Regions from separate parts of the Homo sapiens genome. Here region 1 is linked to region 2. Evidence: chromatin contacts called from ENCODE Hi-C or POLR2A ChIA-PET data. All regions are on one chromosome and are shown on one strand. Each heading gives the region's core, a stretch centred on a gene start or an enhancer-like site at or near the end of the contact. The rest is flanking DNA. Distances are from core to core; before and after follow the strand shown. Region 1 overlaps SOX13 (SRY-box transcription factor 13). Region 2 holds the start of LINC00303 (long intergenic non-protein coding RNA 303).

The links. Hi-C counts contacts between places; a loop is a spot of excess contacts on that map. ChIA-PET counts read pairs that join two places held with the same protein, here RNA polymerase II (POLR2A). Pooled maps may share reads with other maps.
Region 1: a loop to region 2 is called in a pooled map, with 4 times the contacts of the local background. The contact joins the enhancer-like site here to the promoter of LINC00303 in region 2. A Hi-C loop is called at or near these places in 5 of 168 maps with a recorded cell type or tissue (HCT116, PC-9, astrocyte of the cerebellum and 2 more) and 1 of 50 pooled maps. POLR2A ChIA-PET finds 5 or more read pairs at or near these places in 2 of 52 experiments (OCI-LY7 and Panc1).

The regions. Positions count from the first base shown.
Region 1 is chr1:204,103,246-204,107,291 of GRCh38, reverse strand. All of the region lies in intron 1 of SOX13 (SRY-box transcription factor 13), which reads right to left. Among named protein-coding and RNA genes, the nearest start is that of SOX13, 32 kb to the right of the region's middle. RefSeq lists an enhancer at 1-86. Within about 2 kb of position 2,556, at least 16 of the 41 ENCODE cell types and tissues checked have a DNase peak (open chromatin) inside an H3K27ac peak, as active enhancers do; they include PC-9 and heart right ventricle, where a contact is called at or near this core.
Region 2 is chr1:204,038,831-204,043,240 of GRCh38, reverse strand. LINC00303 (long intergenic non-protein coding RNA 303) reads left to right here and starts at 1,976. Exons shown (of 6, transcript NR_027902.2): 1 at 1,976-2,149; 2 at 2,847-2,976.

The DNA.
Region 1 (4,046 bases), core at 1,307-3,806, 63 kb before region 2:
TGGGTTTAAATTCCTGCCCTGCCACAGGCTGACTTGTATGAACCTAGTCAAATTAATTAACCTCCCTTAGCCTGTCTCCTCATCCATACAATGGGTACAATAACCCATGTCTCACTGGTGTCCATGAAGATCAGATAATACAGGGTGAATATCTATTCTGTAAGTTGTGCGCAGTCCAGGATGCTCTGAGAGTCAAGTGGTTGAGAGAAAAGCCTCTAGGGTCAGACAGACTTGGGTACATTTGAATCCCAACTCTGACCAATCATTGCTGTGCAACCTTGGGCAAGTAACTTAACTTCTCTGAGCCCATTTCCTCCTCAGTAAAATAGGAATAAGAAACTCAACATCAAGAGGTGAATCTCCTGTTAACAACACCAGACCCTATCAGAGTGCCTATTTTACATTCTCATGGCACTTTGAACTTGACCTTAAAAGTATTTATCACAATTGGTAATGATACCTTTACACGCTTAATTTATTTTGGAGTCGCTGGGCGCGATGGCTCACGGCTGTAATCCCAGCACTTTGGGAAGCCAAGGTGGGCAGATCGCCTGAGGTCAGGAGTTTGAGACCAGCTTGACCAACATGGTGAAACCCTGACTCCAGTAAAAACACAAAATTAGTCAGGTGTGTAATCCCAGCTACTTGGGAGGCTGAGGCAGGAGAATTGCTTGAACCTGGGAAGTGGAAGTTGCAGTCAGTTGAGATCACGCCTCTGCACTCCAGCCTGGGCAACAACAGCGAAAACTCCTTCTCAAAAAAAAAAAAAAAAAATTTATTTTGGAGTCACCCAGTAGCCAAAAATATACCTGTTTCTGCTCATCACTGTAGCTCCAGAGCCTAGCACAGTGCCTGAAACACAGTAAGTGCTCGATAAATATTCTTAGAATGACAAGAGAGTGACAGAGTTCAGCAGCACAGCACAAAGCAGGTCTGGATGCTTAACAGGTGATGGATACTGTTAGGACTATTAGACAGCTCCTGCTCTCTCAGGTTTTTCTCCCACACCCAATTATCCTCTGCTGCCTCTTCCTTGGGTCTAAGCTCTTCCTATGAGTTACCTAAATACCCCCAGCAGCAAAGCGATTCCATTTCCTTTTCTTTTTACCTTGGGTCGGATAAGAAACACTTTCCATACTTTTTGGATTTAAAGACCCCGTTGGAGTCCTCCCTTAAGTCTCCCTTTAGACTTTCCAGAAACTAAAATAATCCCTCAAGTTCCTTTACTCCTTTGTTACACAGCATGCTCCTTGCTTCAGTCATTTTCCATGTGGCTCCGCAGGAGGTTTTAAGGTCAGTAACCTCAAACTCCACTGTCCCAAAATGCCCAGAAGCCAAAGAACGCTGGGTCCACAGGATACAGGAGTTACTGGGCTCCCTCAGTTTCCACCCTAGTCTGATGCCTTGGTACTGGTCAGAGGCCACAAGTCCACAGGGTAGCCCGTCAGCCCCTCGCTTGGATGGAAGTGCTCCTGCGTGCCCAGTTTCCTCTCTTGCCCAACCTCAACACATTTTATAAACAGAGAAACTGAGGTCAGGAGATGTTGAGTTCACGCAGCTTTTGGGGCAGCACTGCTTCAAGACTGTATAGAATGGCCGGACTCATATCTGTAATCCCAGCACTTTGGGAGGCTGAGGCGGGTTGATCACCTGAGGTCAGGGGTTCAAGACCAGCCTGGCCAACATGGTAAAACCCCATCTCCACTAAAAATACAAAAATTAGCCAGGCATGGTGGTGCATACCTGTAATCCCAGCTACTCAGGAGGCTGAGGCAGGAGAATCGCTCAAACCCAGGAGGCGGAGGTTGCAGTGAGCCAAGATTGCACTGCTGCACTCCAGCCTGGGTGACTGAGGGAGACTCTGTCTCAAAAAAAAAAGAGATTATACAGAGTCAGAGGCCTTCAGCCAGCTGGGGCGCTAAGCGGCATCTCTGCTCTGCCCTCCCTTCCTTCTCAGGAACCCACCTCACAATCCCTCTTCCATTCTTCTTCCTCTGTGGTCTTATCTCACCCAAGTGAGCATCCTTAAGAAGTGAAGACCTCTAAGGAGAGGGCTCCAGCCATCTTCGCCCTTGACATGCAGAGCCTTGAGTCTCAGCTTGTGCCTACCAGGCCCCGAGGCCCCCAAATCCAGCACCTGAGACAAGGTATAGAGAGGCACCCGCCTCCATGGAGGGACAGTGGCTCAAAGCATGGCGCTTATATGACAAAGCCCGCTGCAGGTGCCGATCCTCTTCCTCTCTCCTCCCCACAACCAGCCCTGTCACGGCCCCTCTGAACCCCACCAACCCACAGGCGCACACAAACCTAGCCCCTTTCTGCCCAAAACAAATCACCAGCCACTTCCTCTTCTAACCAGTCAACAACTGACCCTGTTGGATTGGAATCAAAGGAGTTTTTACTGTCAGTCCTTCCTCCCTCCACAACGACAGCCTTCCCCCACCCTACAAAAAATATCTAGATGAAGATAAAGATAGAGATAAATTCCAGTCATCGTAGCATGACGGGTGACTCAGACCCTGGGGTACAGGAAGCCTGAACAGACAGGCAGACCCTCTGAGAGGGCCAATGGCTACACTTCCCCGCTGGGCACACACTAATCCCCCTCCACTGCTGGCTCCCACTCCCAAGCTTGCTCTGAGTGGGTGGTGCCAAGGGGCATCACCAGGGAAAGAGATCCATGCAGCAGGGGTGGGGCAGGGCTTGAGTCCCAGGGGAATGCCACTTCCTCTGAAAGCCCCCAGAGAGCTGAGAACCTCAGGCTGCCCTAAACAATAGGCCAAGGCGTGGGTGCCCAGAACAGTGCCCCGGTGCCACATCCTGCCATTCTTCTCACAGACCACACCCTGCCACCCTTCCTGGCTACACCCGATCCTATCTCTAATGTTTACTCAGAGCTGGGAGCTGGACTGGCTGCAGGCTTGGGACAAAGCTTTCCTGCGAGTCCCTCTCACCCTTTCCAGCCTCTGTGAGCCCTGGGGGGTATCAGATCCAGGGCACGGCCGGTCTGGTCTAGCCCAGCTCAGGGGGGCCACAGCCAACACTCCCTCGGCTGTTTCCAGGCTGGTCAGGGTGGCATTCACCTGGTAGAGTGGCCAACATCAGACAGAGGCTGGGTCAACTCCCAAGCATGGGAGAAGAGGCACTTCCCCACAGCACCTCAGGTACAGAATCACAGTCCAGCCTGAGCTTCTGTGGCTGCCGGGACTCAGCTGACCCTGGCCCAAGGGCACAAAGGAAAACAGTGGCCAGGGAGAGACTGTAGCTGTGATGTTCCCACCTGGTCCTCAGGCCTCAGAGGCACCTGAGTCTTCTCCCAACCCAGTGAGTGGGTCGAGAAAGAGACAGATGGGACTGCTTGAAAGCGCCATTGAGGCTCCCAGTGTGATGTGTGCCTCCAGAAGGTCCCAAACCGAGAAGAGGTCAACAGTGTCTCTAGGAGGCCCTTCTCTGGAGGCCTTCCTGCCTCTAGAACCCAAGCCTGTCTCCAGGTTCTCCTGCACCCCAACAGTGCTAGAAGGCAGGGGTAGGCCTCATCCTTGTTTCCCAATGGCAAGGCCAAGCCTGTGTCCTGGACAGGTGAGCACATCTGGCTTCCTGCAGGGACAGTGCCCAGCCTAGGGCTGGGAGATGCAGAAATTGTGCAGCTGAGGCTGACTGGCCATGTCAAAGGCCCCTTGGGGGATAGCCCTGAATACTGACCAAAGGAATGGGAGGCAAAAAGCAAGCATGCAATGCTACAGCACTTACTTGGCTGCAAGCACTAAGTGAAAGGCTCTTCATTCACATTCCTGCTTAATCCTCACAAGAACACTACAAAGACTAAGGCTCGGGGGCTAGAACGTCCTACTGAGGGCCCAGCAGAAGTAGCATTTGAACTCAGGCCTCGCTGATGTCTAAATCCACATCCTTTCATTTATCAGCTGATGCCCTGGCCACTCTCCTCGGTGCAAAATAACAGGCTCTGGTCCAGCAGAGATAGAATGGCCACTGTCTTCACCTCTTACAGGATTGCAGTTGTTTCTGACTTGAGTCATAGCCAAGGA
Region 2 (4,410 bases), core at 727-3,226:
ACTCCAGCCTGGGTGAGAGAGCGAGACTCTGTCTCAAAAAAAATAAACAAATAAAAGAAGAGCCAGAGACTAGAGCCCTTTCTCCCTCTCTCCTCCATGATGTGAGGACACAGCAAGGAGGCACAGCTTCTATCTGCAAGCCAGGAAGTAGGCCCTCACCAGAAACCAAATCTACTGGCTCCTTCATCTTGGACTTCCCAGCCTCCAGAGCTGCGAGGAATAAATGTCTGCTGTTTAAGGCACCTAGTCTATGGTATTATTTTTGACAGTTGTGCTTCCCCCCTCCTAGGAGATTTCTACATGCGGCATAGCCCGTCTTTCACAGTTAAAGACATTGCTCTGGAGCTCAGGCAGTCCTGGTCTCAAATCTTGGCCCTTGCCTCTTGCTAGCTGTGTAACCTAGGGTAATATAGTTTGGCTGTGTCCCCACCCGAATCTCAAACTGTAGTTCCCATAGTTCTCACGTGTCATGGGAAGGACCCAATGGGAGGTAATTGAATCATGGGGATGGGTTTTTCCTGTGCTGTTCTCATGATAGTGAATAAATCTCTCACAAGATCTGATGGTTTCCTAAAGGGGAGTTCCCCTGCACATGCTCTGTCTTGCCTGCCACCCTATAAGATGTGCCTTTGTCCTCTTTCAACTTCCACCATGATTGTGAAGCTTCCCCAGCCATGTGGAACTGTGAGTCTATTAAACTTCTTTTTCTTTATAAATTACCCAGTCTTGGGTATTAGCAGCATGAGAACAGAATAATACATAGGGCATATTCACTTCTCTGTTCCTACTGCCTCACCTGAAAAATAAGAGTGGTCAGAGTGCCCACTACCCAGGGTTCCTGGAGGACCAAGTGAGATAATTGGTGTAAATCCTTGGCACAGATCTGGGACACAGCAGGTGAGCAGCCGTGTTGGCCATGGTTAGTCCGTCATTCTGAGGACGGCACCGCTCTGCTTTCTAGAGCAAGGTGGCGTGGCAGTCCCAGGAAGGACCTGCTGCCTAAGAGAGGTGGGAGACCTGGAATCCCCTCACCAGGGGAGGCTGTGTGTCTCCAGACAGTCCTACTAGGGGATTTCAACCCAGCAAGTGAAAGTCACAGCCCCCCAGAGGAGACCCCCATTTTGTCACAGTTAAACTGCATAACTGATCTAAGGGGGAGAGTCAGGGAACTCGGGTTCTGACTCGGACTTGGCAAGTCCCTTAGCTGTGCTCGTTCTTACTTCTCTTGTTTATGAAATCGGGCTCATCTCTGCCCTGCCTCATAGACCAGGACAAATGAGGTCATGCTGACAAGCAACATGAAATCAGTAAAAAATGTTTTAAAGGACTCTACAAAAATAAAACGAATTATTATCACAAATCATAATAGAATTAATCTACATGGCCCAGGGCAGCCCTTGGAGATTTATCTGTGGGTAGTAGAACTTCTTCTCTTTCCCGTTCTTTTTCAGGGAGGTTTTTTCCAGCAGGCCCCTCTGCACCTTGGGGACAGAGTGGAGCTGAATGTCCCATGTAACTCACAGTCCTGTCTTCCACCTCCCACTCATCCCTCCACTGGGAAATCTCAATGTATTTTTAGGGAACCTCATTCCTCCCGCCCCTGTTTCCTTTCCAGGGCATGCCTGGGAAAGTTCTTAGGAACTCGTGAACCGAGGCTGCTGTTAAGGACGCTGTCTTTGGCCTGGGCTTTGGTCCCTGGCCCAGGTCCCCAGGAGGGCTGAGATGCCCCGTGGCAGTGAAGAGAAGAGTGAGAAAAATCCATGTGACGTGTCAGGGAGGGGCAGCTGCCAGAGGCCCCCAAGGAGGGAGAATGAGTAAACAGCCCAGCCACCACCCCCAGTCCCCCTGTTCCACTTGGGTGCAGGCGGTTCAGCTTCAGAAAGCTGGGGGTGGGGCAGGCGGGTGACACATGCTCCTCTGGGAGTGGGATAAATAATCTTCAGCTGCAACAATAAAGATCAATTATGACCTAATCACTCCGCCCGATTCCAAAAGCCCAGGGGGTGGGCCTCGCCCTTCCTCTCCCTCCAGGTTTAATTATCTGAAGAGTCTTGGACTTTCATTTCTTGTTTTTTGCTTGTTTGCTTGTTTGTTTGCACCTGGTTGATGTATAAGTCTTGGACTTTGGGAGACCCAAAAGAGAAGGAAGGTCTGCAAATAATTAAGCCAGGGGATGGCCTTCAGGACAGGATTGTCTGTGGGCATGGGGTGGGGGTAGAGGATATGGCAGGTTCCCCCTTGGTACATCTGTGTGGGTTGGGTATGGGGTGAGGGCAGAGAACCAGAGCAGGGGAGAGAAGGCAGCTGAAACAGACAAGTGCTTCAGGCACAGGAAGAAAATGGAGTGAGACCCGAGAGGCCTAATTCACTGACCAGTAAGGCAAGGAACATGGGAATCCCTTGTACCCAGAGTTCTCCACAGTGCTCATGGTACATTTATTACAGATGTTGTATTTTTAAATATTTACATATTTATTTATTTATTATTTCGAGATGGAATCTTGCTCTGTTGCCCAGGCTGGAGTGCAGTGCCACGATCTTGGCTCACTGCAACCTCCACCTCCCAGGTTAAAGAGAGTCTTTTGCCTCAGCCTCCCGAGTAGCTGGGACTACAGGTGCCCGCCACCACACCTGGCTAATTTTTGTATTTTTAGTAGAGACGGGGTTTCACCATATTGGCCAGGCTGGTCTCGAACTCCTGACCTCGTGATCCGCTGGCCTCGGCCTCCCAAGGTGCTGGGATTACAGGTGTAAGCCACCATGCCTGCCCTAAATATTTATTTATAAAGATTTAATATAAATATAAATATAAATATTTAATATTTGTAATGTTACAAATATTACAGGTGTTGGCAATATCCTTGAAGAGACTAAAAGAACTCAGAACAACACTGAACAAGCCAGCAGAGCCATCAACTCACCCCTACAGTCTCCATACACAGACTCCATGAAAGCATTGGCCATCAGCTCTCACTGGTGTGGATATGTCACCAGTGGGGTAGAGTTGTTCCTCTCTCTGACACTGTATTAGTCCATTCTCACACTGCTATTAAAAAACAAACAAACAAACTTGAGATTGGGGTAATTTATGAAGAAGAGAGGTTTATTTATTTATTTATTTATTTTGAGACAGAGTCTCACTTTGTCGCCAGGCTAGAGTGCTGTGGCGCGATCTCAGCTCACTGCAACCTCCAACTCCCTGGTTCAAGGGATTCTCCTGCCTCCGCCTCCCAGGTAGCTGGGATTACAGGCGCGTGCCACCACGCCCAGCTAATTTTTGTATTTTTAGTAGAGATGGGGTTTCACTATGTTGGCCAGGATGGTCTCGATCTCCTGACCTCGTGATCTGCCCGCCTTGGCCTCCCAAAGTGCTGGGATTACAGGCGTGAGCCACCGCGCCCGGCCAAAGAAGAGAGGTTTAATTGGCTCATGATTCTGCAGGCTGTATAGGAAGCATCATGGCTTCTGCTTCTGGGGAGGCCTCAGAATGTTTCCAATAGTGGCGGAAGCCAAAGTGGGAGCAAGGAGCTCCACATGGCCACAGCAGGAGGAAGAGAGAGAGCAGGGAGGTGCCACACACTTTCAAACAACCAGATCTCAAGAGAACTTACTATGGTGATGACGGTACCAGGAGGATGATGTTAAACCATGAGAAACCACTCCCATGATCCAATCGCCACCCACCAGGCCCCACCTCCAGCACTGGGGATTACATTTCAATATGAGATTTGAGCAAGGACACACATCCAGTTCATATCAGACACCATCCTTGGCCAAGTTGAGCCTGTTCAGCAATGCCTCTTGCCTCTACCCAACGGCAAGTGGTGCCCACTGTGTGTCATCTCACACAACTTGCCCATGTCCCCCTTCTGTGCAAAAGAAATCACTGAAATATACGTGTATCCACAGCAGTGGCAAAGATCAATTTGACACAATGATCAAAACCTGTAAAGGATTCATGGCACACAGGTTAAAAACTCCTGCTCAGTTTGGCAGGGCCCACTGGTTTCCCTAAAGGAGTTTTGTGGTCGCAATTCATTTGCCTGGGATGTCTTCCCTGGTCTTTGTCTTCAGATAGAGGTAGCTAGAAGGTCCCTAATGGGATTTCCACATCTCCTCCACCATGTTTGCCCCTACATTCCTAAGCAACCCCTTTAGAATCATGGCCTATTAGAGCCAGAAGGAATAGTAGAGGTGACAGAATCCATTTTACAGATGAGGAAACTGAGGCATGGGGCAGGGAAGTGGCCTTCTGTCTTCTAGTTCGGTGCTCTTTTCTTACCCAAAACTGGCTCTCCTGACTCCCATCTGCTTTCTTTCTTTTTTCTTTTCTTTTTCTTTTCCTTTTTTTTTTTTTTGAGACAGAGTTTCCACTCTTACTGCCCAGGCTGCAGTGCAATGGCACAGTCT